Linked DNA regions of Homo sapiens: all the other regions are linked to region 5. A link is a loop called in an ENCODE intact Hi-C map of the cell type or tissue named here. Cell type or tissue: dorsolateral prefrontal cortex. All regions are shown on one strand. Each heading gives the region's core, and the rest is flanking DNA. Links, peaks and the distances in the headings are about the cores only.

Region 1 (6,020 bases), core at 1,021-6,020, 1.2 Mb before region 5:
TTACAAAACTGACAGAAAAAAAAGAATGCTAAATAAGTCTGTATCTATTAAAAATAATGAAACAATATTTTTAGAACTTCCTATAAAAAAACTTCAGGCCCAGATGACTTCATTAATGAATTCTAGCAAATATTTAAAAAAGAAATGTAACAATCTTAAATTTGTTTTTGAGAATTAAGAAAAAATAATATTTCCAACTTGTGAGAAAAATCTGTCAAGGCCATCATAAGAGAGGTAAATGGTATGTTACCTTTTTGCATGGAGATAGATACAAACCCTTTAAAAATTTGCAGACACTCAGCTAACTATACAAAAAGAAAATAAATTACAACCATGGTTGAATTTACTCTAGGAATATGAAGTTAGTCTAATAGTCAAAAATCAATAGTTGCAATTCTCTATATTAACAAAATGAAGGAGAAAAATCGCCTCAATACATACAGAAAATCAAGTGATGAAATTAAAAAGTCATCAATGATAAAATCTCCTAGAATCCTGGGGATAAAAGGGCTCTTCTTTGACACACTAAAGAATATTTCCTAAACACCTCCAGCATGCATCATACTTCATGGTGAAATATTAGAAGCATTCCCTCTGAGACTGGGAACTAGATAAAATGCTTACTGTGAACTGTCAAAGTGGAAAGGCAAAAAGAAAAACAGTTGAAAAGTATTAAGAATTAGGTCATTAATTATCCCATTCTATTCAGGTTTCTAGATATATGAAGAGTCATGATAAAGAAATATAAAAAGTGGTAAAGTGATGCATCACTGTGTATATAGGCTGCAGAACGGAGGAAGGGATTCCATGTGATGGTGATGAAAGGGAGAGAGTGGAGGAGAATCAATGAGGCAGCTGGAGACACAGAAGACAAAGATCAGAACATTGAATATTAGAGCAAAGTTTTAGAGATGCATTGCTTTTTGCCAGGTGAGCATTGTATTCACAGGCTAATAGGTGCCCTACCTAGGAAGATTTATGGATTCGAGGAGCTCAAGAATCTTTATGGTTAGGCATTTATTCAGTTCACCCATATGGATTTTGGAGTTGCCCTTTAAAATAACAGGAGTTTGAGAGAAAAGGAAGACTGTGGCAAATTCAAGTTTTCTGAGAAATGTGGGAAGAACTAAAAGTTCAGTACACAATTGTTCACAAGGAGACATAATAATTGCAATAGCTAAGTGAACTTAAAAAATAATTTACATTGTTTGTTTTATTTCAATAGTTTTGGGGGAATCTGCTTGATTATACAGATAAGCTCTTTAGCGGTGATTTCTTATATTTGGTGCACCCGTTACCCAAGCAGTGTACACATATCCAATGTATATTCTTTCATTCCTCAACCCCCCTCCCACCCTTCCCCTTGAGCCACCAAAATCCATCGTGTCATTCTTATGCCTTTGCATCCTCATAGCTCAGCTCTCATTTTAGTTTTAGTTTTTGAATATGTAAAACATGTATATAGTTCTAAAGTAAAGATTATATACACAGCTATACTCAGAAAATTTGTATATCCATTTCTTTCTTTTTCTTCTTCTTCTTTCTTTCTTTTTTTTTTTTTTTTTTTTTTTTTTTTTGAGACAGGGTCTGGCTCTATCACCCAGACTGCAGTGCAGTGGCATGATTTTGGCTCACTGTAACCTCTGCCTCCTGGGCTCAAGCCATCTTCCCACCTCAGCCTCCTGAGTAGCTGGGACGATGGTGTGGACCACCATGCCCCACTATTTTTTTTTTTATTTTTCTTAGATATGGGATTTGACCATGTTGCCTAGACTGGGCTCAAACTCCCAAGCTCAAGATATCTACTTACCTCAGCCTCCCAAAGTGCTGGGATTACAGGTGTGAGCCACCACACTCAGCTTCCATTCCTATCCAACTTTTTTCTCACAAGTAATTGTTATCTTCAGATTCTGGTATATACTTCCTGTATTTCTTTTTGCAAGAAAGCATGTAAAATACCTACATGTATACAAACATGTAAGTATATATCCTCAGTGCTCCTTCCTTTTTACATAGAGGTAGAGTTACTTACAATACGTAGTAATGTCTACTTGCTTTTTTCACTTCATGATACATCCAGTAAATCACACTATATTATTTGATAGAAATAAATCTTATTTCATAGTTGAAAATTACTCTTTTTTTTAATGACACACAATTTATTCAACCAGTAACCTATGGATGAACATTAAGGTTGTGTCTAATACGACACTATTGCTACAATGCTGCAATGGATAAGCTTATAATTATTTAACTGCCTTTCTTACCTCTGTCCACTTGTCACTCTGTGATGACAATAAAGCATCAGTTGCCTGTAATATAACTAGAGAAATCTGAAGAACCTTAGAGAAAATGGTCATTAGGAAGAGCTGTCCTGAATGATTGAGAGAATATTCATTGGACACCTAGCTGTTTTGTACCTGAGGTTGATAATGTGATATTTCTCAAGAAGCCCCAAATGGCTTTGGACCAGTTTATAATAAATGTGCTTTCCTTCAGTCATTTCAACCTGTTCCCTGGGATCATGTCAGGAGTGTGAGCTGTGCTGACCTGTATAAAGAGACATCACAACAGGTCAACAGAGATGAAACAGAGCTGAAGAAACAAGCTAGAGATGATGAATAGAATCAGCCTACACCCAGTGCTCACCCCGAGACAGGCTACAGCCAAGAAATCTCCATCACAAACCCAGTAAGTGCCAGGACCTTCCTCAGAAAGGGCAGCCTCCCAGTAATCAGAAAGATATGCAAGGCTGCATCCTACCTGTCGCAAACCACCCAACAGAAGTAGTGTGCTACCAGGCAGAGGCTGGGGGCCTCTTGAGAGTGTGTCACTGGCAATGGGTGGGTGTCTAGGAAAGCCAGGATTTTGCGTAACAGGGCAACGAGCATCAGGCTCTATTGGCCACTCATGTAGAGTATGGCGCTAGCCATTCCAGCCTTCCAAAACAGTGGAAGCCCCAGCGGATTCAGGAAGATTCTGGAAGAACCATGATTACTCAGCTCTGGTGTCTACAGTTCAGCTTTAAGACTTTAGGCTTAAGACTCCTACTAACAACAAAGGTCCTCTGTCATAGCTGATCTAGAGCACTGAGCAGAAAAAGGAATTGTAGAATGCCTTGTGTGGGTGTGGTGACATTGAAAAGGCAAAAGTATATCAGCTGGGGTTCAAGGACAGAACAAACATAGTGAAAGCAAGGAAGACAGAGATAAATTTCCAAGTTGCTGAGCTGAGATTCCTTCATTTGTCTTTGGCTTGCAGTGGTTGGGCAGCGCTCCATACACTAGGAATATAATGAGTATTTCTGCTTGTTAGAATTAGAGGGACCGAAGGACAGGAAGAAAGGATCAATGTTAGAAAAGCAATCATGAGTTACAGAGCAGCAGACTAGAGACCAATGTGACCACAGCAGGGACAAAGCAAGTTTCCAGCAGAGGGCAGAATTAACCAGGATATCTGGATGCTGAGGCCATGGGAGGCAAGTCCAGCATGAGGAGTGAGCTGTTTAGAACCTGAAAGTAGAAGTGGATGGGCCCATTCACAACGCATGCAAGTGTTGACAGGACTGAAGTGCACAAATGCAGAGGCAGAGTTCAGAGCAGATCAGTATGGACCGTAAGTATTTCCCTGACTTTTATTTTTTCACAGGCATTAGGAATGAGGTGGCCTCTTGGGGTGCACATCTCCATTTGGGAGTTAGAGTTGAATAGGGCATAATTGTCTGTCTTCTCTTGTTTTTTTGTTTTGTTTTGTTTTGTTTTGTTTCCTTGATTCTTAGCCTATTAATGGGGAAGAGACAGTCTGAATGCTTCCTTTAACCAATGACTCAGGAATGATGCCTTTGTGCATCACCTCCTCCTGTTTTTAATAAGGCCATTGGTCCAGACCAGGAGACTGAACAGTGTAGGTCCCCATGGATTTCTTTCAACTAAAACTTTGTATTTTTAAAAAGCTTAATTGCGATCTTTTGAAGTGCCCAATTAAAGATTTAAAGAAATAATGAATATCCTGAGGTGGTCTGTCTGCCCTGGGGTTCCTCTGCAAATGAGGGACACATGTTTCTATTCAATTACAGGAAACATTTTAAAACTGGCTCTTTTATTTCCTGCTCCTCATCTCCAGTTCAATTTTTCTCTTCCATCATTTTCTGCCCTTTCACCCTGCAGCTCTGAAGTTTGCTCTGACCAGCACTAGACCACTGCTTCCTCCTTTTGTTCTCTAAGAAACAACTGAGCCTTTGCTGGCGGAACAAACAAACAGCAGCATTCTTCAGTCCAGGGGTATTTTGAATCCTCCAGAAAAAAGCTGGTGTGGTTACCCGTGAGCTGACTCAGGACATCTGCAAGACAGAGGTTTTACACAGCCAATCCATTTGAAGTGGTTTACATCAAGTGTCACCATTCCAATGATTAATTTTAGTCCTGAGGGTTTAAAATGTAATTGGGGGGTTAACCTTCCATCCAGCCCTGCACTTGGTACAGAGTGGGCAGACTCCTTTTTTGCTCAGTGGTGGTTCTATGCTGGGCTTGACACCAGGCTCTGTTCCCTGTCGCCAGCCATACAGCAAGTCCCTTGAGATCAGGTCCTATGCATTCACACATTCATTAACTTTTGCTGTCTGCAAACACTTACTGAGTGCCTCCATGTGCTGGGTACTCTGTCAGGTGCTGGGGATTACCCGAAAAAGCCATTACCAAAGGAGGTATGGTTCTTACCCACATGGAGCTGTACAGACTTCTGGGAAAAGAGACAGTCAACTGTTCTATAAATGTCTAACTATAACACTGTGAGCACACAGTGCTATGAGTGTACAGTTTGATGTATTTGGGAGGTCAAAACATTCCTATGAAGTAGCAATTTATCCAAGGTCTACATGTTAAGTAGGAATTAACTTGGTAAAAGAGAGGGTGGGGATAGCACTGGAGGGAGAAAGAGCAGCAAGTGGGAAGGCCTATGGTGGGATGACTCATGCACTCCAAATGTTTCTCAACAGAGACATTATTGGGTGGAATTGTTACCTACATAGAAAAATATTTGGCATTTTTACCTTCATCTGAGAAAGGCTAGGATCTGGGTCCCAACTTCTACCCTGCTTCTTATGACAACAAAATGATTCCCACATTTTGAAGCATCTCCAAGACAGCTTTATACCTCCAGTTAGGAACCACTACATTGGGCTCTAAAAAGCCCTTTGTCTTTGAAGGTGACTGGCAGGATTGTAAAAAAGGAATTGGTATGAAATAACTTGGAAAGAATGGTGGTACCCAGATCTCTTAGCCCTCTTAGGGAGTGGATAAGTAGGTCAGTTCTTCAGAAATTGATTCCTAGAGTCAATTCTTCTAAACCGGTGAGCCACTTACCTCACAACCAGTTGGACTGATCACTGAGAGTTTTAGTCTTGCCCCTGTCTCTGTGTTTGTTCTTCGCTCTGCTGTTTACCTCTGTATATGTTTCGGATCTGCTGTTTTGTGACCATGAACAAGAGCTCACAAGAGGGTAGGGGCAGATTCAAGGTCAAATGACAAAGAAGGAACAAACAGAAAATAGAAAACTACAAAATAAATCCTCATAATTCAGCAAATGGCTTTTGATGAACTGATATTCAGTTAACTGACCCAGAACCACATTGTCTACCATCTTAAAGTGGGCATCTTTCTGATAAAAGCAATGGGAAGGTGGAAGGAAAGGTGTTAACTCAGTAGGTTAGTTGCAGCATGGAAAATGGACTGGAAAAAGTAAGAGCAGATCCAAGAACACCAGTTAGGAGGTTAGCATAATAGCACACATGAGAAACAATGGTAGCTTAGACCAAGTTGATAGATAGAGAAGTGGATGAATTCCATAGACATTTAGGGGGTAAAATGGACAAAAATGGGTGATGACATGAGGGTAATAAAGACAAATGTGTAAAGCTTGGTGGTAGTGACATGGACGTAGAGAGAGAATACTGGAAGATGGCCATATCTGAGTGGGAGATATCATTAATTTGGTTTTGCAGATGTGTTTTAAAGTATCCAAGA
Region 2 (6,019 bases), core at 1,020-6,019, 79 kb after region 5:
GGGGTCAAGTGCTCAGACCCACAGTCCAGTGCCATCACTCACCTGCCGGTAACTGGACCTCCGTGGGCCTCAGCTTCCTCATCTGTGAAAGGGAGTCCTGGTACCTGAACCACAGGTTCTCTTGCGTATTAAATAAGGTCACTGAGTGTGGTGGCTCATGCCTGTAATCCCAACACTTTGGGAGTCCAAGGCAGGTGGATCACCTGAGGTCAGGAGTTTGCGACCAGCCTGGCCAACATGGTGAAACCCCATCTCTACTAAAAATATAAAATTAGCCGGGTGTGGTGGCTCACGCCTGTAATCCCAGCTACTCAGGAGGCTGAGGCAGGATAATCGATGGAACCCAGGAGCGGGAGGTTGCAGTGAGCCAAGGTCTCGCCATTGCACTCTAGCCTGGGCGACAAGAGCAAAACTCTGTCTCAAAACAATGAAACAAAATAAAATAAAAAGGTCACTTAGGATAGCACTCAGCAGATTTCTCGGACAGAGATGGCTCGCCAAGCCCCTTCACCCAAGCCCCCAGTCCCTGACCTCCAGCTGACCACCCCTAAGAACCCCAGGGGACAGGGGCTGAAGCCCTGTGGTGCACCAGCCCAGGGCAGCGGGCCTTCGGGGGCAGACCATCTCAGTAAGAAAGCCACAGATAACACGGTTCCATCCGCACTCACGGACAAGAAGAGGGAGAACAAATACACACACGTTTTCTGAGAGTTTTTATCATTTTTTTTTTGTTTCATTTTGTTTTGAACACTAAGATTTATTTTCAAACAGCACACAGACCGTCTGCGGGGCAGAGCCAGGCTAGGCTGGTGTCTGGGCCCCACCCACAGCAGCTGCCAGGAAAAGAGGACCCTTGCCCGGGTGGCGCGGCCGAAGCTTCAGGCAAGCATGGTGGCTCGGCAGCCCCCAGCCCCGCCCTGCGGCCAGGCACACATGCGGGCACAGGCAGGGGCGCCAGAAACTCAACTAGAGGACACAGCAGCTTCAGGAACACTGGTGAATTCCGCCGGACTTGCCGGGACGCGGCTCTTTGGAAAACGACCTAATCTTTGGGAGAACGCCCCTCTGCCTGGGGGTCTCCTCTTGATTTCCCTTTGCTCTTCAAAAGATGAAAAACGAAAACAAAACAAAAAAAAGAACCACACATTTTTCGGGAGGAGGTGTTCTTCACACGCCCGGAGGCTGCCTGGGCCCCGCCGTCATGGGACCCTCTCAGTGAAGTTCTCGGGGAAGACGCCACGGCACTTCTCCAGCTCCTTGTGCTGGTTCCAGTCGCTCTCCTTCACGCCCATGAGCCAGCCTTCATCCTGAGGGGCAGAGCACCAGGTCGCACAGGGATGAGCAAGGGGCTCCACCCCACAGGGCACGCATCCCACTCCAACCTGCTGGGAAGACGGCCCCTCCTCCTGCTGTTGGTGCCTCAGCCTGCCAAGCCCACCTTGAGAACACCTCCTCCAGGCAGCACTCCCTGATGCTGCTGGCTGAGGCTCCTGCCCAGAGGCACCACAGGAGCCAGCCTGTCGTCCGCAGGTGGATCTAACCATTCGTGGCTGGTTTTGATGAGTCCCACTGCATGCATGATGTGCACATCAGCCCTTCCAGGATTCCAGGCTTCTCAAACAACCCCAGAAAGTTTTGGGAGTGACAACAAGTTACAAGTTCTAGAGGGACTTGGGGCCATCCCACCAGTCCCTCCAACTTCGACTTGCCCTTTGCTTCAATCCTGACACCCGCAGGGCCTTCTCTGGGAGTGCTGACAGGCCCCTGGCCCCAGGTGGGTCACGGGGAGCCGTATGGCCATCCACTCCTGCCAGTGGCTGGGCCGAGGCTGCCCCTGCAGCTGGGCTGTGCCTGGGGCCTACCTGGGTCTTTGTTATTTCCCTCTGTGTCATTGTCAGCCTGGTCACAGACCCTACTCATGCCCTATCTGAGCCCCCTCCAGCAGCCCCAGGCCAATTCTCACTGTGGGCTCTGGGTAGCAGTCTGCTTGAAATCCTACCCAGCCAGGGCTGGCCCACTAGGAGGTCCATGAAGACCTGGGGGCTTAGGAGAAAGGGCCAAATCAGTGCCAGGCCCACAAGGTCCTCATCACTCAGGCCTCCTGCCCCGGACCTCAATAAGTACCTGGTACCCCTACATCCCAGCCCAGGACCCCCAGTAGGGTCGGCCTCATCCAAGACCCAGGCAGACCCACTGTCACCCTCAGCCGCTCTGATAACCTATTCACACAGAAGCGTTGATGGCTAAACATGTTCTCTGGAAGCAGGAAGAAGCCGGCCAGGCCCTCTGTGCACAGCCCGAGGTGCTCAGGGGCTGAGCCGTGGAGGAAGCCAGATGCCCACATGGCACCACCGACCCCCCACAAGCAAAGCTGGCTCTACACAGCGGGGAGGCTCCTGCCAAGAGTCCAAGGCCCCCTGGGAGGGGCAACTGACCCAGATCCAGGAGGGTCCCAGACCTAGGAGGGACACACTTAGCACCCACCCAGGCTCAACAGGAGCCCTCACTTCCAGGAGATTAACATGAAGCCACAGCAGGAGGAGAAGGGTCTGGAAGGCATCGTGGGTGAGCCTCAGCCGGGGACACAGCTGGGAAGCCCATGGCCCTGCGTGCACAGGGCAGGGCCCGCCTCGAGGGACGGCACACGGGGCTTCATGAGCCCAACCAGTGCTCCGGCTGGCTGCAGGGTGGGCACCTTGTGGGCGGGGCAGGAGGGGTCAAGCATCCTGTCCCAGGAGGGAGGCAGGCCTCAGGCACAGCTGCCAGGAGAGGAGAAGGGGAGAGACAGAGGCAGAGCTGAGAGCGCCTGAGCAAAGGGGGGACGTGGGGAGAAGAAAGCAGAGGCTACAGGAAGAAGCGGGTATGGGGACAGGGAGAGAGAGAGGCCTAACAGGAGAGGGGCCAAGGGAAGGGAGAGGAGAGGGAGAGAGGAAAAAGCCCGACGTGGAGGGCGGGGAGGAGCAGTTGGCGCGGGAGCCCTGGTGCTCGCGGGCCTCTGCTGCCCCCTGCTGGCCTGTCTCCGCCACGGCGGTGCCAGCCGCAGCCAGGATGCCTGTGGTCCCCCTGCGCTCTGGCGGCCCCACCCAGCCCTCACCTGCTCTTCAGGGTTCTGGAAGGGGATCACCAGCACCACATCACCAGCCTTGAGCTGCAGCTCGTCTGTGTCAGTGGCCGTGTAGTCGTGCTGGGCCTGTACCTGCAGAGGATGCGGATCGCAAGTCAGACCTTCCGTCCCACCTCCAGCCCTGCACAGAGCACGGGCCTTGCGTGTGGGAGGTGCAGGTGGCAGTATGGAGACCAGGAGTGCTCAAAAGCAGCAGGACAGTATGGGGCTCAGATGCCACCTTGCTGGCTGGGAGTGACCTAGTAGCGCCTGCACAACTTTGGGCAAACCACAGAGTCTCCTGAGGCTCAGGGTTCTCATCTGCCCACCAGGGCACCGAGGGACTGCAGCAGTCAGAGGCTGTGGGCTCACCTTGAACATGAAACCTGGGGGCAGGTCCAAGCGCCCGGCCCCACTGCCGCCCTCCACGGTGCCATTCACAGTTGCTGGGAAGGTCTCCACCACGACAGCAGGAAGAGAGCTCTGGTGGCAGAGGTACGGGTCAGCTGAGCAGGGAGGTGGTCCAGGGACAGCCAGGGCCACCGAGGAGAAGAGGGGCGGGGAGGGGAGAAAGGTGTCTGCGCCTGGTGCCAGACCGGCCCGCCTCCAGCTTCCTCAACAGGAGCCAGGCCTGGACCAGCACCAGCAGGGGCCACAGGGGAGCCCCGGACAGGCAGGCGGGCGGCAGGGAGGAAAAGGCAGGGCTTTGTCCCTGCTGTCTTACGGAGGCTGCTTCACTTGCCGCCGTCTCCCCTGGCTCCTGGGCTCCAGCCGCAGGTTGGGTCCCACCCGCCACCTCCGAGGCCTCTGCTGGCTGCAACATAAATGCCGGCTTGGGGTCAGACACAGGACAGGACACAGCCAGGACACAGGAAACAGGCCACAGGAGGGCAGCACCCAAGCGACAGGGCCGGGGGCATCGCCTGGCTGGCAGCAGGGTCTAGAGCTGCCCAGTGCCTCGAAGAATCCAGGGAGCCTCTGCTGGACAAGCTGGGCCCTGGGCCGGGGAAGCAGCTGAAGAGTAGGCGCTGGCAGGCCCAGGGATGTGAGTGACAATGCTGTGAAGAAGCCCAGTGCAAGCCCCAGAGTGCCACCCCCAACCCCGCCTCACAGGCCCTGCTCTCTCGGCACCAAGACCTCGCCCAGCCACAGCCACCACCCGCCCACCCTGCTTGACCCGGCAGGTGGCAGGATCTTGCTGCACCTATAGATAGTCCATGGCAGGGGACAGCAACACACATCTGTCCCAGCCTGAGCACAACCCAGCGCAGGTGGTGCGGTGCAGCCTGTGCGCAGCCCAAATCCAAGAAGGGTGTGGCACAGAATGGGCACCGCAGCACGGGCACCGCAGCACGGGCACCACGGCAGGCCCTGCAGGAACCCCAGAGCTGGGCTGACCTGGGCCGACACTCAGACTTGGCCACTTCTGAGTGCTGGAACCAAGTTACTCAACCCTCCTAGCCCCCATCTCCTCATCTGTAAAAGGAGGAAGTGTCTGGCTGTAAAGGTGATGACGAAGATTAAATGAGAAGATTCTGGAAAGTGCCTGGCATAAACCAGTAGGTGCTCTAAATGCTCCTCCTGCGCTGGGAGGCTGGGCTGGGGTGGGCAAGCAGGAGGGGCTGATGCGCCCAGCTGCGCTCACTCATCCCTGGCAGCCTTGGTGACAAGCCCGTGCTGGGGCAGCCTAGCTCAGGACCCTGTCCTCACCCTCACATCCATGGTGGCCTGGTCCCTCCTGCAACCCCTCCTCGGGGCTCTCCTTCCATGCTGCACCCCTAGAGACTGGGGACAAGCCAGACAGGGGCTGGAGGTGGGCACTTACTTGGGCAGGCCCCGGCTCGGCCGTCTGGCTGGGCCAGGACACAGCAAAGGTGCCCTCGGCAGCGCTGGGCTCCCCGGAAGGCAGGCTGCCGGCTGGACTCTCTGTGGGCTGGTAACAGGCCACGAGGAGAGAACAGGGAGGGGGCGGGGAGGCCGGGGTGGAAAGGCAATGGGCAGGATCACAAGACAAGAGAAAATGTCACCAGCGGCTGGGGTTGGTGGGGGCAGGGTGGGTACCAGCGGAGCCCGGCCAGCCACCCGCCTCCCACATCCTCTCTCCTACCACTGTCAAAGGGACAGGCAGGTGTGACTGTGCTGCCCAAGCTCAGCACCTACCGAAATCCACTTGTCAAAATGGCCCTACCAGCTCGCACCAGGCTGGCTCTTTCTGGCTTCCTCCAGAGGGAAATCCTGCGGTGGAGCCTCCAGAGCTCCCAGGAGCCTGGGCTGCCAGCGCATGCCCCAAGGGCGCCTGCACACCCGCCTGCCCCTCCCAGCATCTCTGCCTGTATCAGGGGGTCTCAGGGACAGAGCCCAGGAGACCCTGTTGGAATTCTGGCTCTACCATGACCAGTTCTTGGGCAAGTACTGAGCCTTCCCTGAGCCTCTGTGTCCTGAGCTATCAGGTGACAGTGACATGGTGCTGTGTGAGATGGCCTTGCACCTGCCTGCAGGCCCTGCTCTCAGAAGGCACTCAGCCACACCCTGTCTTCCCTGACTCTCTCAAACCATCCATTCCTCCCCTCTCCCCTTCCTCGCAAACAGCTCCCCACTGCCAAAAAGCTCAGAGAAGGCAAGAACCTTCTACCCTGAGGCCCTCCTGCCCCACACCCTGAGGACACTCGTCCATCCTGGGTGACCGGCCCACTTCTGTCTGGAGGCAAACACTCACAGGCTGTGAAAACAGGACCAGATCTCAGGGGACCCCTGTCTCAAGCTAAACCGAAGATCCCCTTTTCCAAGGGCCTGCCAGAGGGAGAAGCAGCAGAATGGCTGGAGGCGGGTGGCTTCACCAGCTCCCTGTGCGTGAGCACGTGCCTGTGTGTCCTGCGTGTGGGGGGTGTGTGGGGTGCATGCACCTGTGAACAGGCT
Region 3 (6,200 bases), core at 483-5,482, 85 kb before region 5:
TTCACTCAATAAACATTCCTGCCTACCTACACTATGCCCGGCCCTGTCCTGGATGCTGGATGCTTACAGAAAATGCAAGGTGCATAGATAGGGCAGGGACCATGTTAGAGGCAGGTAAATATAGCACAGGATTACTCTGGTTGGCCGAGGCCTCAGAGCTGTGCAGGAAGCTGGTCTATGGCTGCCTGTAGTTGGAACTCTGCTCTGTGCACATGGCCGTGTCGAGAATGGCCTCCTATGGCCAGGTCTGGACTCCCCAGTAAAACCGTACCCCTGAGGGCAGCTATGTGGCTATTTGAGATTTGTGCCCCACTCTGTGAGGAAACTGAGTTCTGCAGGTGGGGGGGAACAAGAAGCCTCTTGTCTGGAATAGTGGTGACCAGCACATTTCCAGGCCCGGAGCACTCATAGCCCTCATCTTGTTCCCTACAATGCCATTCTTCTTGATGGCGTAGGTGATGGTGAGTGAAGGATGCAGCTGGTCCCAGTTAATTGTTTATGTGCCAATATGACATCTGTTCCCCTCTGGCAGCCCTACATAGTTGTTTTCAAAACACCTTAAATTTTTCATATACTTAAGTACAGGCGTTCTCGCACCAGATTTGGTTTCAGGGACACATCAGGGCAGGTGGTGTGGGACCAACATCCCACTGTGTAGTCCACCTCCTTGACCAGCAAAGAGGCCTGTGGGCTACACATTGAGCCCAGACTGGGACCCATCACCATAAAGGGAAGGGAAGCACCCCTAGCCCTCTCTGTGAAGCAAATGTGATGTGCTTTGAGCCCTGCTTATAACTCTCCCTGGCTCCTCTGCCCTCAGATAAAATCAGCCTCTGCGGGGCCGACTGACCCTAGAGGTCCTGGTGGCCTCACAGATCTATAGATCGTGGCTCTGTGGCCCCCAGGGAGGAGGTGTCATCTTAGCTTATCATCATCAGTCCTGCAGACATCAGCTACAGTCATCCTGGCCAAGGAGCAACTGGTGAATACTTAAAAGCATTGATACGGGCCGGGCCGGGCGCGGTGGCTCACGCCTGTAATCCCAGCACTTTGGGAGGCTGAGGCAGGCAGATCGTGAGGTCAGAAGTTCGAGACCAGCCTGGCCAACATGGTGAAACCCTGTCTCTACTAAAAATACAAAAATTAGCCGGGCATGGTGGCGAGCACCTGTAATCCCAGCTACTCAGGATGCTGAGGCAGGAGAAATGCTTGAACCTGGGAGGCAGAGGTTGCGGTGAGCCGAGATTGTGCCACTGCACTCCAGCCTGGGCAACAGAGCGAGACTTCATCTCAAAAAAAAAAAAAATAAAAAGCATTGATACTACTGCCCGCATGATCCCTTCTGGGAGGGCCAGTGGAGACTGCCCATAGTGAGTCCGACAGAGCCGCTGTGGGCCACACACATCATGGCTCATAGATGGTGTTGGCTCATAGATGGTGTCGACTCATTAGCCTCAGTCATGCTGACGACATGCTCTTTATGGATGAAAAATTAGGATCAGACTGGTGGAGCTCATGCCCAGGCACCTGCAGCAGCTCTGCCTATTTTACGTGTCAACTCCACCAGGACACGAGGTGCCCAGACAGTTGTTCAGACATTATTCTAGATGTGTCTGTGGATAAACATTAAATAAGTAGGCTGAGTAAAGCAGATTACCCTCCCTAAGTGGGTGGGCCTCATTCTATCACTCGAAGGCCTGAATAGGAGAAAAGGCTGACCTGACCCTACCTGGAGCAAGGGAGAATTCCTCCTGCCCGGCGGCCTTCGAGTTGGGACATCAGCTCCGCAGATTTTGAACTTGCCAGCCTGTCTCCTCTCCTCTCTCCCTCTCTCCAGATAGATAGATACATAGATACATAGATATAATAATATATCATGTATATGTGTATATGTGTGTGTGTGTGTGTGTGTGTGTGTGTGTATGTGTGTATGTATGTATCTCCTACTGATTCTGTTTCTCTGCAGAGCCCTGGGAAGCCTCTGGCCACACCCCCAGCCTACAAGTCGGGGAGTGGCTGAAAAGGGAAGGTGTGAGGGGCTGAGCAGGCAGTGGGTATGCAAAGTGCACAGGTGGGCTCCACGCCAGGCCCAGCGGGTCCATCCTACCCTGCTGGATGTCGTTTATGGGTTTCCGCGGGGCCTCGGATTCCTCACATGGGAACCGGGAGACCCACAACTTAGCTCCCAAAGGCGCCTGGAGGGCTCTGGGCAAATGAAGCCTCCATCCGGGATGCACGGACTTGTGCTGCTACTGTTCCCTCCTGGGCTGGAGCGGGCCCGACTGGGAACTCCAGGCTCCTCCAGGCTCCTCCAGGGTTCAGGGCCTCTCTCAAGCCTCGCTCCTTCACCACAGACAGCGCCGGGGCCTCGCGCCTTATTTTTCTGCTCTTAGAAAAGTTTCTGCCTCGGCAGCTTTCCCGAGCTGAGTCAGCAGGGAAGGCAGCTGTCTGGACCTCGGGGTGGAAGCCCATTCATCAGCCCGCTTTCTTGGTGCTCGCCCAAGGATGGCTTCGTGGGGGGACGTGCTCTGCAGGCCCTGAACTCTGCACCTCCTGGACCACAGTGTCTGGGATGAGAAGGGAAGTGGGGGCGTCAGGGGCAACCCACAGGGCAGCCCCTGGAAATCTGTGCTGGCAAGCCCTTCCGCAGCCTTGCAAACCAGGGCCCCGCGCGTTGAACCCAGGAGCCAGGCCATGTCCGGAGAGGCTGAGCGCCCTCCAGCACCGGCCACCTGGCCCTAGCCCAGCTGCAAGCAAAGGCTCTGTGCCTAGCGTGGCCCGGCCCCACAGGACTGATCAGGCTCACGTGGCCGACCCTCCCAGCCCCCTAACCCCGGTCGGGCCCATCACCCAGAGCCCCAAACGCACCCTCGCGGCGCTTCAGCGGGGTGGGCGTGGTCTGGTCGACCCGGTGGTGCCGCCCCACAGCGCCCCCTCGCGTGCGCCAGCCAGCTCGGCCTCAGCTCCCCGCGCTCCTGCTCCTGCCTAAGGAGAGCTGCTGGCCTCTTCCCCAGAAGGAACGGGGCTCTGCCCCTGCCTTCCCGGAGCCCCATCTGGGTGACCCTCCCACTGGCAGTAAATCTTGCCTGAAGTCCCGTATCTGATCCCTGCCAGACTCTTCTCTCTTGCCTCCTCCACCCGCTTCCTCACCCGCAAGAATCACCTCCTCCAAACCACCTGCTGATCCCAGGGCCGTCAGAGGCTCCTCCTGATTCCTGCCTCCCCGTCCCTCCCTCCCCACGCCACACCTCCGCTCTCAGGGCCTCCTTCCCCTTCCCTCTTCCTTCTCTCTTCCCGACCCAAGCCCTTCAAAGCTCAGAGGCTCGACTCATTTCCCCTAGGGCAAAATGGCACGTGGTTGGCATACACTACATCTGTCTTGCTTTTTCTCCCTCCCAATATTTGTCTCTTGGCTTCTGCTTTCTATGTACCCAGTAGTCTCGAGACCCGTGGGAGGAGCCCCCTCAGGCCAGAACCCCCGGACTGGAGCACTCACAGACATGCGCTCTCCAGGTCTACTCCCACGTGTGCCCCGGCTCCTGCCTCCTGAGACCGGCTCCAAGTCCATTTTCTTCCCGGGCAGCGCATGGTCCAATTTACTGTCACCTTTAGGGTTGCCCCCATGTGAGTAGCGAGTGAGGGACCCAGACTTAGCCCTCCCCATTGACGCACTAGAGAAACCGAGACCCTATACTAGACAGGGGAGGGAGTTGTCCGTAGTGGGGACAGAGAGAGAGAGAGAATGTATGCGTGTGTGTGTGTTATGTGTGTGTGTGTGTTGTGCATGTGTGTACGTGTGTGCTGTGTGCATGTTTTCTGGGGCTCTATGGGGAGGATGCTTCAAGGGAGGAAAGCTTTTCTTTTTTTTTTTCTTTTTTTTCTTCTTTTTTTTTTTTTTTTGACAGAGTTTCACTCTTTCACCCAGGCCGGAGCGAAGTGGCATGATCTTGGCTCACTGCAAGCTCCGCCTCCCAGATTCTCCTACCTCAGCCTCCCAAGTAGCTGGGATTATAGGCGCCTGCCACCACACCCGGCTAATTTCTGTATGTTTGGTAGAGACGGGGTTTCACCATGCTGGCCAGGCTGGTCTCAAACTCCTGACCTCAGGTGATCCACCTGCCTTGGCCTCCCAAATGCCAGGATTACACGCATGAACCACCGCACCCGGCCTGAGGAAAGCATTTCTTCTCACAGCTCCCTGGCAAAGCCAGAATGGAAACTGCAACGGTGGGGTTGAAGGATCAAGGGGGGCGTCTGTGAACACCTCAAAGGAAATCAGAAGAGGAGCTTTTCTCCCTGAAGCCCCCATTTCTGAGGGAGTTGCTTTGCACAAGTTCTTAGCTTCTCTGAGCCTCTGTTTTCTTATCTGTAAATGGCAATAAGCCCATGGACCTCACAGGGTTATGCAAAGGGTTAAATCACATGCTGGGTGTGAAGAATCTGGGCAGTACCTAGCACTCAGGAGGGTTCAGTCTCCCCAGGGCCTGACCCTCCATCCATGGCCCACAGGAAAGGATTCCGCCATGCCCAGCCCATCGTCCCACCAAGGGAGAAAGAACAAAGAAATGTGACTTGCAGAAAACACTCCACCCTGAGAGTGACAGCCCTGCCAGGAGACGGCTCAGAGCTGGGAAATTATGAATGCAGTGTTATTAAGGAAAACGCATAAGTGATTTTCAGTATAATTAAGATGGATGGCTCTAATAACCCTGCAGGGCCCAATTCTGAGCCACATTACCAGGCTTTTAAGGGGAGTTTCGTGCACTCTGCTTCAGTGAGCACCAGAGTCCAGTGCAGGGAAGATGAGGCTCTCAAGCCAATGCCCCTGGACCAAAGCCAGTGGAGAGGCTTAGATCAGAGCCCAAAGAATCGGCAGAACCACTGTGCCCTGGGAAAGACATCCTAACCCCTTGCCTCTGCAGCACAAAGCCATTCTTCCTTCTCCCTTTGAGACACAGTGCTTCGGTCACCAACAGGACTCTTGTTGGATTGAAGTGCCGTCCTATCACCCTGGCAAGAGAGGAGAGCTTACAAAGGAAGAAACTGAGGTCCCAGGGGGCCATGTAACCTGCCCAGGGATCACCAGCACCTCAAAAACATTATCAAAAGTGAGATGAAGGGACCTAAATGTGGTCAGATTCTACCTTCTCCCATTGCAGGTCTCCCCTGTAGCACCAGCCAGACCATCCCATCACTGCTGGATGAGCTCCAGTGCTAAGCCGCTCCCTAGCCCCATCTCACTGCAGTAATAACAACAGAGCTCACCATAGGCGCTCATGCTTACTGCCTGCTGGTGTGGGCCCAGCTCTTTCTACCACCTATTTTAAATAATTCCCACTACAACTCTGTTATTATCCCTAGAGGGTAATTGACTTGCTCAAGGCCACGTGACTAGTTAGGGGCTGTGCTGAGACTCTCCCTGAATCTCTGTGAGCGTGGAACCCACACTGCTGCAGATGCGGGTCTCCAGGTGTCAGAAAGCCAATCCTTACAAAGTTGAGTGATCCAAGTCTACCTGTCAGAAAACTACGTTCCCTCAAGACTGGGGAATCCTCCTCTCCTCCTCTGCAGCAGCTGCCTCCACTCTGTCAACTTGGGGCTGCCTGTCCCCACTCGAAAGCCAACCCCGCTTCCCCCAAAATGCGGCTCCCAAGTTCCCCACCCCTTCTTGAGAGAGCCCTGGCTCCCCAGTGGGCCACACTCTCCCCACAGCAGCAGGAGGACCACCCAGGAACTGGGCAGCACGTTGCCCTGAGCCCCACACGGCCGCCACACCTCTGGGCCCTCCCTCCTCTCTCAGCAGTGGGTGTGCAGGCTGCACTGGCCTTGAGGTCAGACATCTGGGGCAGTGCCTTGCTCCCCCGTTACTAACCAGGCAGCCTGGAGCAAGCCACTGTAATCTCCCTAGGCCTCGTTTTCCCCACCTTTGAAATGGAGATAGACGTGCCTGCCACACATGGCTACTCGGAAGACCGAGGGCAACAATGTCTACACACTTAACCCTGTCCATTTCCAACCCTGCCAGGCTCTGCAGGGTGCTGAGCAGGGTGGGAGCTGACAGGGAAGAGGGCCTTGCTCTGAGGATTTAGCTCTCTGCCCTGCAAAGCACACCTGGTCCTGCAGACTTAGGCAAAATGCCAGAGGAGGGGGAAAACAGAAAAGAAAAATTAAGCTGCAGATGTTTCATTCCTCAGGGCCTG
Region 4 (6,200 bases), core at 748-5,747, 55 kb after region 5:
CATGTGAGATTATCAGCGCACGGCAGGGCAGATAACTGGTGGCCGGGGAACACTCCGCACAGCAGTGAGTGGCTTGAGGGGGCCTGGGGTCATACATGAAGAGCCAGCAGGGGGCATTCTCATCTGATGGCAACCGCGGTTGCCTCATGCACGCTCATAACTGCGGGCTCTCGGAATTTTTTTAAATGCCTCATTTAAGGACTTCTGATAAACAAAAGTTAAATTTTAAAAAATAAACTGTGGGAGGATTTTTTATTATTTACTTGAGTTTTTCATTTTCAAATATTATTTAAATGACTGAAATGGTAAGAAAAACAGTCTCAATGAAGGTTTAAAACAGTACACAGGACTGACTGATTAAATAAACTATCCTTCATCCACACAATGGAATATGGAGCAGCTGTAATTAGGAATGAGAAGTGTCTCTATATACTGATATGGGGAAAAATAAATAAGCAAAGGAAAGAAGCAAACAGTAATATTTATCATTGGTAATTTTTAGGTAAGTGATGGGGAAGTAGATGACAGAGAGGTAGCTAGATAGTAGAGCATTAGTCAGCTGGGACTACCACAACAAAACACCATACACTGGGTAACCTAAACAACAAGAATTTATTTCTCACACTCCAGGAAGCTGAAAGTCCAAGATCAAGCTGCCAGTGGATTCTGTTCCTGGATGAGGGCTCTCTCCCTGGCTTGCAGACAGCTCACTGTGCCCTCGCATGGTGAAGAGAGAGAACAAGCAGGCTCTCTGGTGTCCCTTCTTATAAGGACACTAATCCCAACATGAGGGCCCCACCCTTATGACCTCATCTAACCCCAATCACCTCCTGAAGGCCCCACCTCCTAATACCATCACACTGGGGCTTAGCACCTCAACATATCAATTTTGGGGAAATACAATTCAGTTCACAGTGCATAGATAGATATTAATTGATATTATCAAAAGAAACCATGGGCAGATAAACCCAAAACCAAACTGTTTTAATGGTTATCTATTGGGAAGAAAAAGAAACAGGGTGAACGGGAAGTTACAGAAGCAAGATTTCTGTGACTGTAACTGGATAAATAGAGAGTTTGGGAGGACGATAAGTGTTTTATGTGATTTTTAAAAATTAAAGTAAACTGAAATGAATGAGTCTTCCTGCATATAAAGTGTGTGGCATAACCACATAAAGCAAACAATTACTTAAAGTGGCTTTAAAACGCAGCATTTTGACTATACATCCCAAGTGAGAGATATGCTATGGACAATAAAAAAAAGGAAAAGAAAAAAGGAAAGAAATCATAAATGGCATTCAGTAGCCATATATTAGTATTGACATTTTTATTAAATTACTATGTTTCCATCATTAGGAACCATAATTTTCAGTATAAAAATGACATAGCATAAAATCAAGGAAGTTTAAGTAAAAATCTTGTAATCTTAAAAGTGAATTGGAAATTGCAGTATGAACTCACATTGTGTTTTACTCTTTAAAAAATACATATTTTCTAGTTCTGTCCACTGAAAAGACCCAGAAGCAATGAAAACCCAGTAACAATGAGCACACTTCCACGGCTGAACTCTCTAGATAACATTTACCAATGAAATTGGCTGATTCTAAGTCTAGGGCAAAAAATGTACAAAAGGAGACTGGATACAAGTCTCTTATTGTACCAGAAAGTGAAGGAGAAATCAAAGACTAATGAGGTCACGTTAAAGTGATACAGGACGACACAGGGCCTGCCTGCAGCAGCTGGTCAATAATGAAGGGATTAATCCATGACTGCAAGACTCGTGGGAAGGAGGGAGTGGGGACTGCAGGGAGGGTCCTAGTAAAAGCAGGGTGGGCCTCGATGAGCACAGCATGGACAGTGCGATTTAAATCCCATCGCTTGTGGGCAGGAGGAGTGAGGATGCCAGAACCTAGTTATCCCCCACCATCCCACGCTCTCCCAGGAGGCGGCGGCAGGAAGTGCAGTCTACAGTAAGGGAAAGCCGCCGGAGCTGGAGACAGGCTGGAAAGAGCAGGTAACAGCCCACAAGGAGCGGGGGCCCTGGCTGTCAGACTCAACTTGCAGGACCATCAAGTGCAGGTGTGGTTCAAGAACCGGGGCCGCTTGCTCTGCGGTAGCAACGGCACATAACCGCAGCGATGACCAGGGCAGCCAAGCCAGCAGCCGGGACCCCGGGATGCTCTTGGCACATGATCCGACTCCCCTGCCTTTGCGGGTCCTGTACTCCCGCGAGGTCCAGGATTGTGCAGCCCCTCCCCAACCGGCCGTTGGGAATCTTCGCAGCAGCAGAACCCGCTGCCTCCAGGTCCGACCAGACCTGCATAGGTAGAGAGTCCCCGCACAGGGCGGCCAGCAGAGCTACCCAGCTGCCCCAGGGCCTCGGGACCCCTGGGCCTGGGACCCAGGCCAGACCCTGACTCATTCGGTGATCTCACAGGACTCCTCCCACCCCAAGACCCTTTCAGGGACCCTGCCTCGAACTCCACGACATGGGAGGCAGGGGCGGGCCTTTTGCAGGGGAAGGACTCCCCCAGCAGGACGTTTACTGAATCTGGAGGGAGTCGCCCTGCAGATATCCCGCGGAAGCCGGAGGAGACCCAGGTGCGCCCCACCGGCTAGCTGCGCCTGCGGGTGCCCAAATTGGTGTCCGGGCCATCCTCACCGCAGTGACTCCTCCGCAGCGCCAACGCACTCCATTTTCCTTCCACCCTGCCGGTGGGGGGCGTTTGCTTGTTCTCACTCTGCAGCCGCAGCCAGTGGCGCCGCTACCAAGGTCCCCGCCTCGCCATCCGGGTCCTGCCTGAGCATCCTTATTGGTGCTCAGGGCTAGGCGTGCATTGCTGCTAGGGGCGCGGAAAGGTTTATCGTGGGTGGATGCTGCCCGGGGCTTGAGTGGTTTTTAGAGGTCTTGAGTGGCTCACTCTCCAATCAGCGCTTTCTAGAGACAGCGTGGTCAGCGTACTTGCTTACTTTCAGGATTGCGAGACGTCTTTAACCCTTGCTGATCGGCTGACGCTGCAGCTTCCTGTGGCTTCCTGCTCATTTCCCGCAAGATAGCACTGATAGGGTATTGGAAATCCTTATGTAAAGTATCTGTTCACTGTTTTTGCCCATTTTCTTGATTTATTTGAACTGATTCTTCTATTCTTTTGAAGTTAATGTGTTGCAATTTTCACATCTATGTTGTTTTTTCATTAGTGGCATTTCTCAACTCCTTGATTTCTTGAATTTCATGTTGTCTATTTCAGTATGTATTAAATTATCTGTGACGGTGGACCAGTTTTGGTTTGTCTGTTTGTTTTATTTCAATCAATGGCACACTGAAATGCTCAAACATTAAACTGTTGAAAAAATTTAATGGCATTCGCAACCTAAGCCCACTCTCTCCCGCTTTTTTTTTTTTTTTTTTTTCAGAGTCACTCTGTCGTCCAGGCTGGAGAGCAGTGGCACAATCTCAGCTCACTGCAACCTCTGCCTCCCGGGTTCAAATGATTCTCCTGCCTCAGCCTCCAGAGCAGCTGGGACTACAGGCACGGCACCACCATGCCCGGTTAATTTTTGTATTTTTAGTAGAGACGGGGTTTCCCCATGTTGGCCAGGCTGGTCTCGAACTCCTGGCCTCAAGTGATCAGCCTGCCTCAGCCTCCCAAAGTGCTGGGATTACAGCCATGCGCCACTGCCCCCAGGCTAAGCCCCACTTTTTTAATCAGTAGAGTAAGCAGACATCAAATACATTGAGGCAGGGAGGCAGGCAGGCAGGCAGGCAGGAAGGGAAGGAAAATACACTGTCAAATTGACATAAAAGTTTCTGAAAGTTGAGTTTTCAATGCATTTACTTGCCCAGTCACGAACTGAAAACAGAGTGTGCAGATGGCACTGGTCTCAGGTCTCTCAATACAACTTTAAAAATACCTCAGTTTATCTTATTTTCCCGTTCTAGAGTTAATAATACTTTTTATCTTTCTTGTTTAAGAAATTTTTCACTATTAAAAGATAGTAAAAAAAAACAAAATATCAAAGATACTAAAAGATATCAAAGATATTCAGCTTTTTTCCCTAAAATCTTTAGCTTTACCTTCCATATTAAAGCCTTTAATACATCTAGAATAGATTATGGCGTGAGTTGGGATTCCAGTTTTTTTCCCATGGATTTCTATTGTCAATTTATTGAGAAGCTTGTAATTTACAAGATCATAAACCAAAGGTCTATTAATGTATGGGTCTGTATCAGAAGCCTATATTTTGAGTCAATCATCTGTATGTCTATGATCAAAAACATGCTGCTTAATTACCATAGCTTTGAAATAGGTCTTGATGTGTGGTGATTCAATTCTCCCACCTTATTCTTTTAAAATGTGGCTTGGCTTGGCCTTTTGCATTTCCGTATACATTTTTGAATGCATATATGTATACACACACACACACACACAGACAGACATATACATACTACACACACACACACGATTCAATTTGAAAGGGCTCCCACTGCCCTAAGATGGGATCATTGAGCACCAAAAAGTCAAGTGATTGAAATGGAATGAAGCATAACAAATATATAAAACTCCGTGAGTTATAATAACATTTCTAAAACTCTTTGGTCATCACTGGAATTTGTTAGGACATTAACACATTACTCTAAAATTGGTGAAGGGACAAAAATCAAGCATTCATTCTGTCCTCCTCTTCAAAATTATATTTTAGAGGGGCCAAAGAGTTGATAAGGTAAAAATTTTTTTAAGAGACAGGGTCCCACTGTGTTGCCCAGGCTGGCCCAGGACTCCTGGGCTCAAGGGATCCTCCTATCTCAACCTCCCAAGTAGCTGGGACTACAGGCGTGCACCACCACACCAGCCAATTAGGTAAACTTGATGAAGAAGCTTGCAGTGGGGGGACAGGTGGACCCCCACTTGAACCTACTAATCAATCTTATCATCACTAAAAGTAGAACAAATATGATGAGTCTCACTGATGGGACCCATTAGAAAGTGACAGCGCCACCTAGGAAGTGTTCTTGCCTTAAAAAGTGAACCTAAATCTAATCAAGTCTCTGGATCTAACCACCAATTTATAGGAAATATGAGGCACAGCAGAATAAGTATTAAAAGCCCTCTAGGCTGCAATCAGCAAAATCCAGGATAAGGGCCATTCTACAGATCCAATGAACCAGTTTCTCCAGGGAACCAGTGGCATCTACAAATAATAAAGAATAAAGCAAAAAGAACAAAGGATATTTAAGATATACCAAACAATGTATGGGTCTTGTTTGGATCTTGATTGAGACAAAATAACTCTGAAAGACCTTTTTGAGAATTTGAACGTTAATTGTGTACTAGATGATATTAAGAAACGAATTTAATGTTGATAGGTGTGATAATGTGTGGTGGTCTTGTTTTTTAAATGCTCTAGTTAATTAAAGATACATACTGTGGTATTTACAAGCAAAGTGGCATACTGTCTGGGATTTACTTGAAAAGACTCCAGTTTAAAAAAAATAATGTGAGAGAAGAGGTAGGTCAAGTAAAGATGACAAAATGTTCATAATTATTGAAATTGGGGAATATGTACATGAGGTTCTTCATTACATTATCCTCTTTTGTATATGTTTTAAATGTCCCATATTAAAAGTCTTTTATTGTTTTTAAATTTTAAAATCTATAATTTCTTTTTTTTATTTTACTTTAACTTCTGGATACATGTGCAGAATGTGCAGGTTTGTTACATAGGTATACATCTGCCATAGTGGTTTGCGGCACCTATCAACCCGTCATCTAGGTTTTAAGCCCCACATGCATTAGGTATTTGTCCAAATGCTATCCCTCCCCTTGCCTCCCACCCCCTGACAGGCCCCAGTATGTGATGTTCCCCTCCCTGTGTCTGTGTGTTCTCATTGTTCAACTCCCATTTATGAGTGAGAACATGCTGTGTTTGGTTTTCTGTTCCTGTGTTAGTTTCCTGAGAATGATGGCTTCCAGCTTTATCCATGTCCCAGCAAAGGACAGGAACTCATCCTTTTTTATGGCTGCATAGTATTCCATGGTGTATATGTGCCATATTTTCTTTATCTAGTCTATCACTGATGAGCATTTGGATTGGTTCCAAGGCTTTGCTACTGTGAATAGTTGTGCAATAAATATACGTGTGCATGTGTCTTTATAGTAGAATGAAAGTCTGTAATTTCAAAAGGCAAATAAGATACTAGG
Region 5 (6,200 bases), core at 625-5,624:
GGAGGGCAAAGCCACACAGTGTGGCACCTGCTGGGGAGAATCCACTCAGTCATGGTGGTGGATGGAAGTGTGGGAAGAGTGGCATGTAGGGGAGGATTCCAGTCACTAGGATGAAAGCGCGAGGATGGGAACTAGATGGTGAGGGTCTCCCTTATGGCATGAGGAAGCATGGCAGGATGACTCAGACCACTGAAGGCCACGGGACCTCTGACCACAGGGGAATCTGGGACAACCAGTGTCAGCCACTCTGCACCAGGCATGCCATGGCTGCCTCCCTATCATTCCCACTAAGAGAAAATGCTCCACCCATGGCCTTTGCTGAAGAGGTGGTCTATGGAACCGTGACTATACCCATGACCTCATGCTTCTGTCCACAGATGATTGACCCAGGACTAGATATGCATTTTTGCTTTCCTCCTGGGTCCATGTAATTAGCACAGCACACCAGGAGATCCTGCAGGTGTGGCTGAGATGCAGACCTTGAGGATCAGGACCATCGTGGGCACCAAGGCTGTCCAAAGCCACAGATGAGCTTAGGTACCAGAGCATCCAACAAGTCACAGACCAGCCAGTCTACAGAGGAAAATAGATGAGTGGAGCAGAAACCCAGAGGGATGCAGTGGTGAAACTGAGACCCCAAAGGAACAGAGGAGGAAAGATGGCCTGAGGAACTCCCTCCTGACTCCCCATTTCTCACAAGGTCAAGTTGTATGTCCTGTTCCTCAATGCCAAAAGAATTCCCTACGTACTCACACACACACACACACACACACACAAACTTTTATACATGAGTTAGTTTGAGTAAGTTGCTGTTGGTTATAATGAATGACTCCTGTTCTGTTCAAGACCCTTGATTGCACGTGACAAAAACCCCGCACTGACTTGTTCCATCACAAAAGGATGTGCTCAGTCATATAACTGAGAAGGATGGGGTGGGAGTGGGGTTGATGGCATCCCACACAACTGAATCCAGGATGCAGGTCATGCCCTTGGTGAGCCATTCTGCTGGCAACCCAGAGTCACATTCTTCCAGGACTGCGACCCCATGGGAAGAGACAGTCTTTCCACTACCAACAGGAGAAAAATCCTGGGGAAAAACTCGTGCCAATCCCTGTGATCTGCAGAAGACCTGAGGACCAGGTATCTTACCCAAAAAAGGAAGAAAAGGGAGGTCCCTGCTGGGTGGCCCAATATAATAGCTACCACATTTCTAAACTAAGCTGGAACCAAAGAACAGGCAGCCCATTCACTGCAAACAACCTAAGATACACAGAGAATCCATTAATACCTGGTCCACACAACTCAAGCATGTGAGCAAATGGAAAGCCCTTGGGGGTCTACCCTCTCCCCACCTGCCTCCAAACACCAGGCCGACAGGGGTGCCCCGGATTATAGGAAGCAGCTGGCAGAGCAGAAGGAGTTCAGTCCATCAGAGACCTAGACGTGTGTCTCAAATCTGCTGTTCACTAGCTGTGGGATCTTGCGCAAACTGCAGGACCTCTCTGAGACTCCAGTTTTCATTAATAGAATGGAAGAAAAATTGTCCACATCACAAAGTAACTGTGAGGTTTACATCATGATGAAAAGGTCTATAATGTTAAATAAAGAAAAGAGACAGAAACACAAGAGGCAATATTATACATCCAGGTAGGCTGCATACAGCCCTGTGAAAAATTCCTGCACGCAGAAAACATCAAAAACTATGCAAGTGACATCAGTGGTTATCTCTGAGCAACAGAGCTTGAGGAGAAACTGTTTCTGACTGATCACATTTCTTCCTATTTGTCATGTCATACCTGAGAATTTGAGTTTTTGGCTCTCCAATTCTGCTGTGGCAATGCCCTGCCCCCGACAGCAGGCAATGGTCATACTCATTTTTCAGTTGCCCAAACGGGACAATTTCAGTGTAAAGGGCATTACTAAGGATAAGTGAGTTCTGTTACAATAGCAGTATATTCTGTTGTGAGTTCTGTTACAATATCAGTATATTCTTCTATGTCTGCATTATACATGCCCCAACAGAATAAAGGTCTTTTCCTTTAACATCGGGGGAGAACCTTTTTCTTCAACCACTATCTTGAGATGAATCCCAATCCCTCATACTGTAAATTCAGTGCTATCTTCCCATGTCTGGCCCTTCCTTCAGAGACAGCAGTCAGATGGCATTCCCCAACTGCACATGATTCTCCCACACAGCCCATCCTTCCAGAATCCTCCCAGCCAGCCAGCTCCCTGCTCCTCCACTCCCTGCCATAAATGGCTCAGAAGGGCCCTTCGCATGCCAGTCATCCTTGTCCTCCTGCTGTGAAGATTCCTGAGCTACAAACACAGTAGGGCTTTGCTTTCTGGGCAGGCAGTGCGTTGGCAGAAGCACATGCTTCTCAGAGAAAGGCCCCCTGGAATGTAGAGACTGCTCTCCCCTTCTCTAGCGGGGTGAGTCCTGCAAGTCATTAACAGGGGTTTGGAGAAGGGGGTGAGTCCTGCAACTCACTAACAGGGGTTCAGCTTTGTCATCTATAAAATGGGGGCAATTTTACTCACCTTACAGGGTTACTTTGAAGATTAAAGGTAATGAAAGTAAAGCACACAACCTGGTACCTCAAAAGCTTCCAATGAATGTGGCTTTTGTCCCTGGGAAAGTTAACTCCTAGCCAGCTACCTAAGCAAGAGCCTCCCTGGCTCCCTCGAAGCCTGCTCTCTGCCTCTGACCCTCTCCTGGGGGTTGTAAAGATCTGTAAAAGTCTGGTGGAATAAGTGGTAGCTCTCGTAGCATAGGGCTCCATTTGGCGGACGGGAAACCGAGGCCCGGAGACATCAAGCTCTAGGGAAGGTTAAAGCCGGCCGCCAAATTCCTCGTCCCTCTCTCCAAGAGGCGGCATCTGTTTTCCTGCCCTTGGGTCGGCCTGGCCCTGAGAGGTCAGCAGGAGTCTGCGGCAGTGGCTCTGTGCCTATCTGGGTCTCGCCTTGCGGAGGAACTTCCTCTTCTCCCCTCCTCAACACTGGCTTTTAGGGTCCTCCCTGGAGGAGCACAGCCACAGGAGCGGCTCGCGTGGGCACTGACTACGGTCGGGAGCCCCAGCCAGCTCCCAGTCGACAGTCAGCACCACTGCCAGCCCCGGGAGGGCCAGCCCCGTGGGAGGACCAATCCCGTGGAGGACCAGCCCCGTGGGAGGACCAGTCCGTGGAAGACCAGCCCTGTGGGAGGACCAACCCCGTGGAGGACCAGCCCCGTGGGAGGACCAGCCTGTGGAGGACCAGCCCCGTGGGAGGACCAGCCTGTGGAGGACCAGCCCCCTGGGAGGACCAGCTCATGGAAGACCAGCCCCGTGGGAGGGCCAGCCCAGTGGGAGGATCAGCCCCCTGGGGTGTCAGCCAGCCGAGCCTGCAAATGCAGCAGCCCCAGTCGACACCACGTGGATCAGAAGAACTCGTAGAAACGTGCGAGAATAAAATGGTAGTTTTAAGCCACTGAGTTTGGGGGTTGCTTTGTTTCATAGCCAATATTAATAGATACCCGAGGCATTGGTTTTGGCGAGGGCCACGCACAGCGCAGGTCGGGGCCTGGGAGCCCTGCAGGGATCAGATGGGGGCTAGGGGAATCTGGTCAGGCCCAGAGCCGGGTTCCCGACCCCAGCTCCGAAGCAGCTTTCTGGCTACGGCCGCGCAAGCCGCGGAGCCAACTGCGGGGCTCTATCTCCCCCTGGCGGAGCAGAGCTGGTACTTCAGAGCGCTGCCTGACAAGCCCGCTCCCCCGCGCCACCTGCTCGCCCTATTTCTGGACCCGGAGCCGGCCCCTGGCCCCGGAGGCCTCCAGCTGCCAGGATAGCTCGGCTGTGAGGCCGGGCCTGCGGCTGTACCAGCCCTGGCTGCCTGGGTCAACAAGAGTGCCAGCCCCCGGTGCTCAACCGGGCTGCCAATGGGGTTGGAGAAGACAGCAGGAAGCACTCTCCTAATAAATGAGGGGCTTCTGGAGAGGAGCTGGAAGCAGGGCTGGCACTGGAGGGGCTGCCTTAAGATACGCCTGCCCAGGGGCTCGGCCAGCAGGCAGAGGCCTTGCCTTCATCAGCACTGGGCCTTGCAGGGCCTAATGAAGACAGTCCCGGAACGGGAGTGAGGCTCCAGAGCTAAGGGGTCAGCCAGCCCCTCCCCTCCGCCCACAGGGAATGCCACCCAGCTGTAACGTCTGGTTTGTTCATGTAGTAAAATATGCATCACAAGAAGTTTGCCACTTTAACCATGTTGAAGTGGCATTAAGCGCATTCACATTGCTGTGCAACCATCTGCACCTTCCGTCTCCAGAACTCTGCCTCTTTCCAAACTGAAACTCTGCACCCACAAAACACTAATTCCCCCTTCCCCTTCCTCCAAGCCCCTGGCACCCACCATTCTACTTTCCATCTGTATGAATTTGCCTATTCTGGGGACCCCATGTAAGTGCAATCGTACGGTATTTTGTGACTGGTTTCTTTCACTCAACATAATGTCCTCAAGGTTCATATTCGCTGCAGGTACATGCTGCGTTTTGTTTATCCTTCATCTGTCGATGGACACCTGGGCTGCTTCCACCTTTGACTATTGTAAATAATGCACTATGAACGTGGGTATACAGATATCTGTTTCAGTCCTTCCTTTCACCTCTTTCTAGATATTGTAAAAAGTACTCTTTTGCCTCTCCCTCTGTTGACCACAAAATGAAGAGATGTAAACCTGCCTACCCAACCCCACACCCTGTACCAAAGGCTGGCTTGCGATCAAAACTCCCATTCCTAAGCCCCTTGCCTTTCCCACCAGTTTAATAAAAGTGAACATTGACAGAGCAGTGACCACATGGCACTGCCTTACAGACACTTTAATTCCCTCAGCAACCCTGGGAGGGAGGCATGATTATCTTCCTACTTTACAAATAAAGAAACTAAGGCTCAGAAAGGGCACAGACCCCACTGAAGTCACCGGCTGATAGGTTGCAGAGTCACAACTTGAAGTCAGGCCCATGTGAGTCCAAACTGGCTCCACACCCACACCCTGCTCCACACAGCCCCGCCCCAGCCCCCAACATGAGCAGCCCATCCTCTGCGGCTCCCTCCTGTCTCCCAAGCCTGACTGTTGATACTGTTTCTCCATCTTTCATCTTTTTCTTCCCCTGCTGGACAAAAAGTCATGCGGTCCTTCCCTCTAGGGGAGGCTGTGTGGTACATGGCTGACCCTGCTAGATAAGCAGCAGCCCTAGTTACCTTGGGAGCCGAGGCGTGCCCCAGCCACTCTCCCTGGCCCCAGCTCAGGACAGCAGTGAGGACTGTACCCCTGGCAGTGGCTTCTGGGTGATGTTAGGGGAAAGGAGACAAAGGGCTCTCTCAGCCAGCGCCTACTCATTCTCACCTCACTGGATGGGTCACCCTTCCCAGGAGGCAGAGCCCTGCAGTGACCTACAGGCAGCTTCAGCCCCAGGCCCTGCCTGTGCTCCCTGGGAGGTCAGGACAGGGCCAGGTGGGTGCCAAAGTCCAGAAGGATGAGTCTCAGTCTTCCAGAGCAGCCATTGGCAGAAAGTCCCTGAGGACACAGACCCTTGGCTCCAGTTGACTGAGACATTTGTGTTCAGTCTCCCTTGACCAGACCCAAGAGAGGAAGAAGGTGGCAGATGGAGTGGCTGGCTCAGCATCCAACCGCCTGGGAACCCCCACCAGGGAGGAAAGGATTCACCTAGGGAATGGCTGGACCTCATATGACAGAGGGGGACACCTTGACAACTGAGTTTCACCCCAGACACCATCATCAGGGCAGCAGCCAACAAGGCCCAGCAGCAAAGGGCCCAATCCTCTGTCCACAGTGGGTGTCTATCGCCCCAGTGCTGGGGTCAGGGGTGAGAAGTAGGGGGCAGGTTTCTTCACAGTCCTAGGGAATAGCTGTGTGTGCTCTCTGCTCTCAGCTTTCAGAAGCTCAAGCTCCAGCCTCAGCATCAAAAAAACACACAGAACCTCAGAGCCACACACCTTGAAGACCATCCCATCTAGTCACAGGTTTTTAACTGGATGATTTCAGAGTCTGTGAACCCTTAAACCCAAACGAAATGAGGCTAAGTGGGGATTTTTCTGAGCAGAGTCCGTAGCTTTCATCATGTACAAGGTGGTTCATGATGCAGGAACTGTCCAGACCCCCAAAAACCCTCCTTCTCAGGTGGAAAGTTTAAGGGGCTGGGAGGGAAA

What was found. A loop is a pair of places that touch in the nucleus more often than their neighbours do. Peaks named below come from ENCODE experiments on the same cell type or tissue, not always from the same donor. Only the 100,000 strongest peaks of a DNase experiment are listed, where the experiment ranks them.
Region 1: a loop joins it to region 5, with 5 times the contacts of the local background. A loop is called at or near these places in 22 of 110 quality-filtered maps.
Region 2: it touches region 5 in a loop (2.2-fold over the local background); 12 of 110 quality-filtered maps call a loop at or near these places.
Region 3: it touches region 5 in a loop (3-fold over the local background); 3 of 110 quality-filtered maps call a loop at or near these places.
Region 4: a loop joins it to region 5, with 2.1 times the contacts of the local background. A loop is called at or near these places in 6 of 110 quality-filtered maps.

The regions. Positions count from the first base shown.
Region 1 is chr2:125,742,258-125,748,277 of GRCh38, forward strand. The region is part of intron 1 of LINC01889 (long intergenic non-protein coding RNA 1889); the gene reads left to right. The region is part of intron 2 of LOC124900611 (a long non-coding RNA gene); the gene reads right to left. Among named protein-coding and RNA genes, the nearest start is that of LINC01889, 34 kb to the left of the region's middle. In dorsolateral prefrontal cortex, for the core only: CTCF peaks have their summits at 3,434 (motif pointing right) and 3,638; a DNase peak (open chromatin) is centred at 3,464.
Region 2 is chr2:127,047,327-127,053,345 of GRCh38, forward strand. It overlaps BIN1 (bridging integrator 1), which reads right to left. Exons shown (of 19, transcript NM_139343.3): 15 at 4,929-5,036; 16 at 3,828-3,917; 17 at 3,476-3,586; 18 at 3,095-3,196; 19 at 706-1,307. The coding sequence ends at 1,200. Among named protein-coding and RNA genes, the nearest start is that of BIN1, 57 kb to the right of the region's middle. RefSeq lists an enhancer at 5,830-6,019. In dorsolateral prefrontal cortex, for the core only: CTCF peaks have their summits at 3,003 (motif pointing left), 3,202 and 4,006 (motif pointing right); DNase peaks (open chromatin) are centred at 3,005, 4,014 and 5,091; H3K27ac peaks cover 4,276 bases.
Region 3 is chr2:126,883,557-126,889,756 of GRCh38, forward strand. No RefSeq gene overlaps it. Among named protein-coding and RNA genes, the nearest start is that of TEX51, 12 kb to the right of the region's middle. RefSeq lists a silencer at 2,809-3,008. In dorsolateral prefrontal cortex, for the core only: a CTCF peak has its summit at 2,931 (motif pointing left); DNase peaks (open chromatin) are centred at 2,315 and 2,915; H3K4me3 peaks cover 999 bases.
Region 4 is chr2:127,022,944-127,029,143 of GRCh38, forward strand. LOC105373604 (a long non-coding RNA gene) reads left to right here and starts at 2,285. Exons shown (of 3, transcript XR_001739697.3): 1 at 2,285-3,067. RefSeq lists an enhancer at 1,636-2,235. In dorsolateral prefrontal cortex, for the core only: a CTCF peak has its summit at 2,692; DNase peaks (open chromatin) are centred at 2,078 and 2,788; H3K4me3 peaks cover 2,299 bases; H3K27ac peaks cover 2,158 bases.
Region 5 is chr2:126,968,480-126,974,679 of GRCh38, forward strand. No RefSeq gene overlaps it. Among named protein-coding and RNA genes, the nearest start is that of TEX51, 73 kb to the left of the region's middle. RefSeq lists an enhancer at 2,486-3,453. In dorsolateral prefrontal cortex, for the core only: CTCF peaks have their summits at 3,695 (motif pointing left) and 3,905; DNase peaks (open chromatin) are centred at 3,122, 3,352 and 3,712; H3K4me3 peaks cover 1,359 bases; H3K27ac peaks cover 1,123 bases.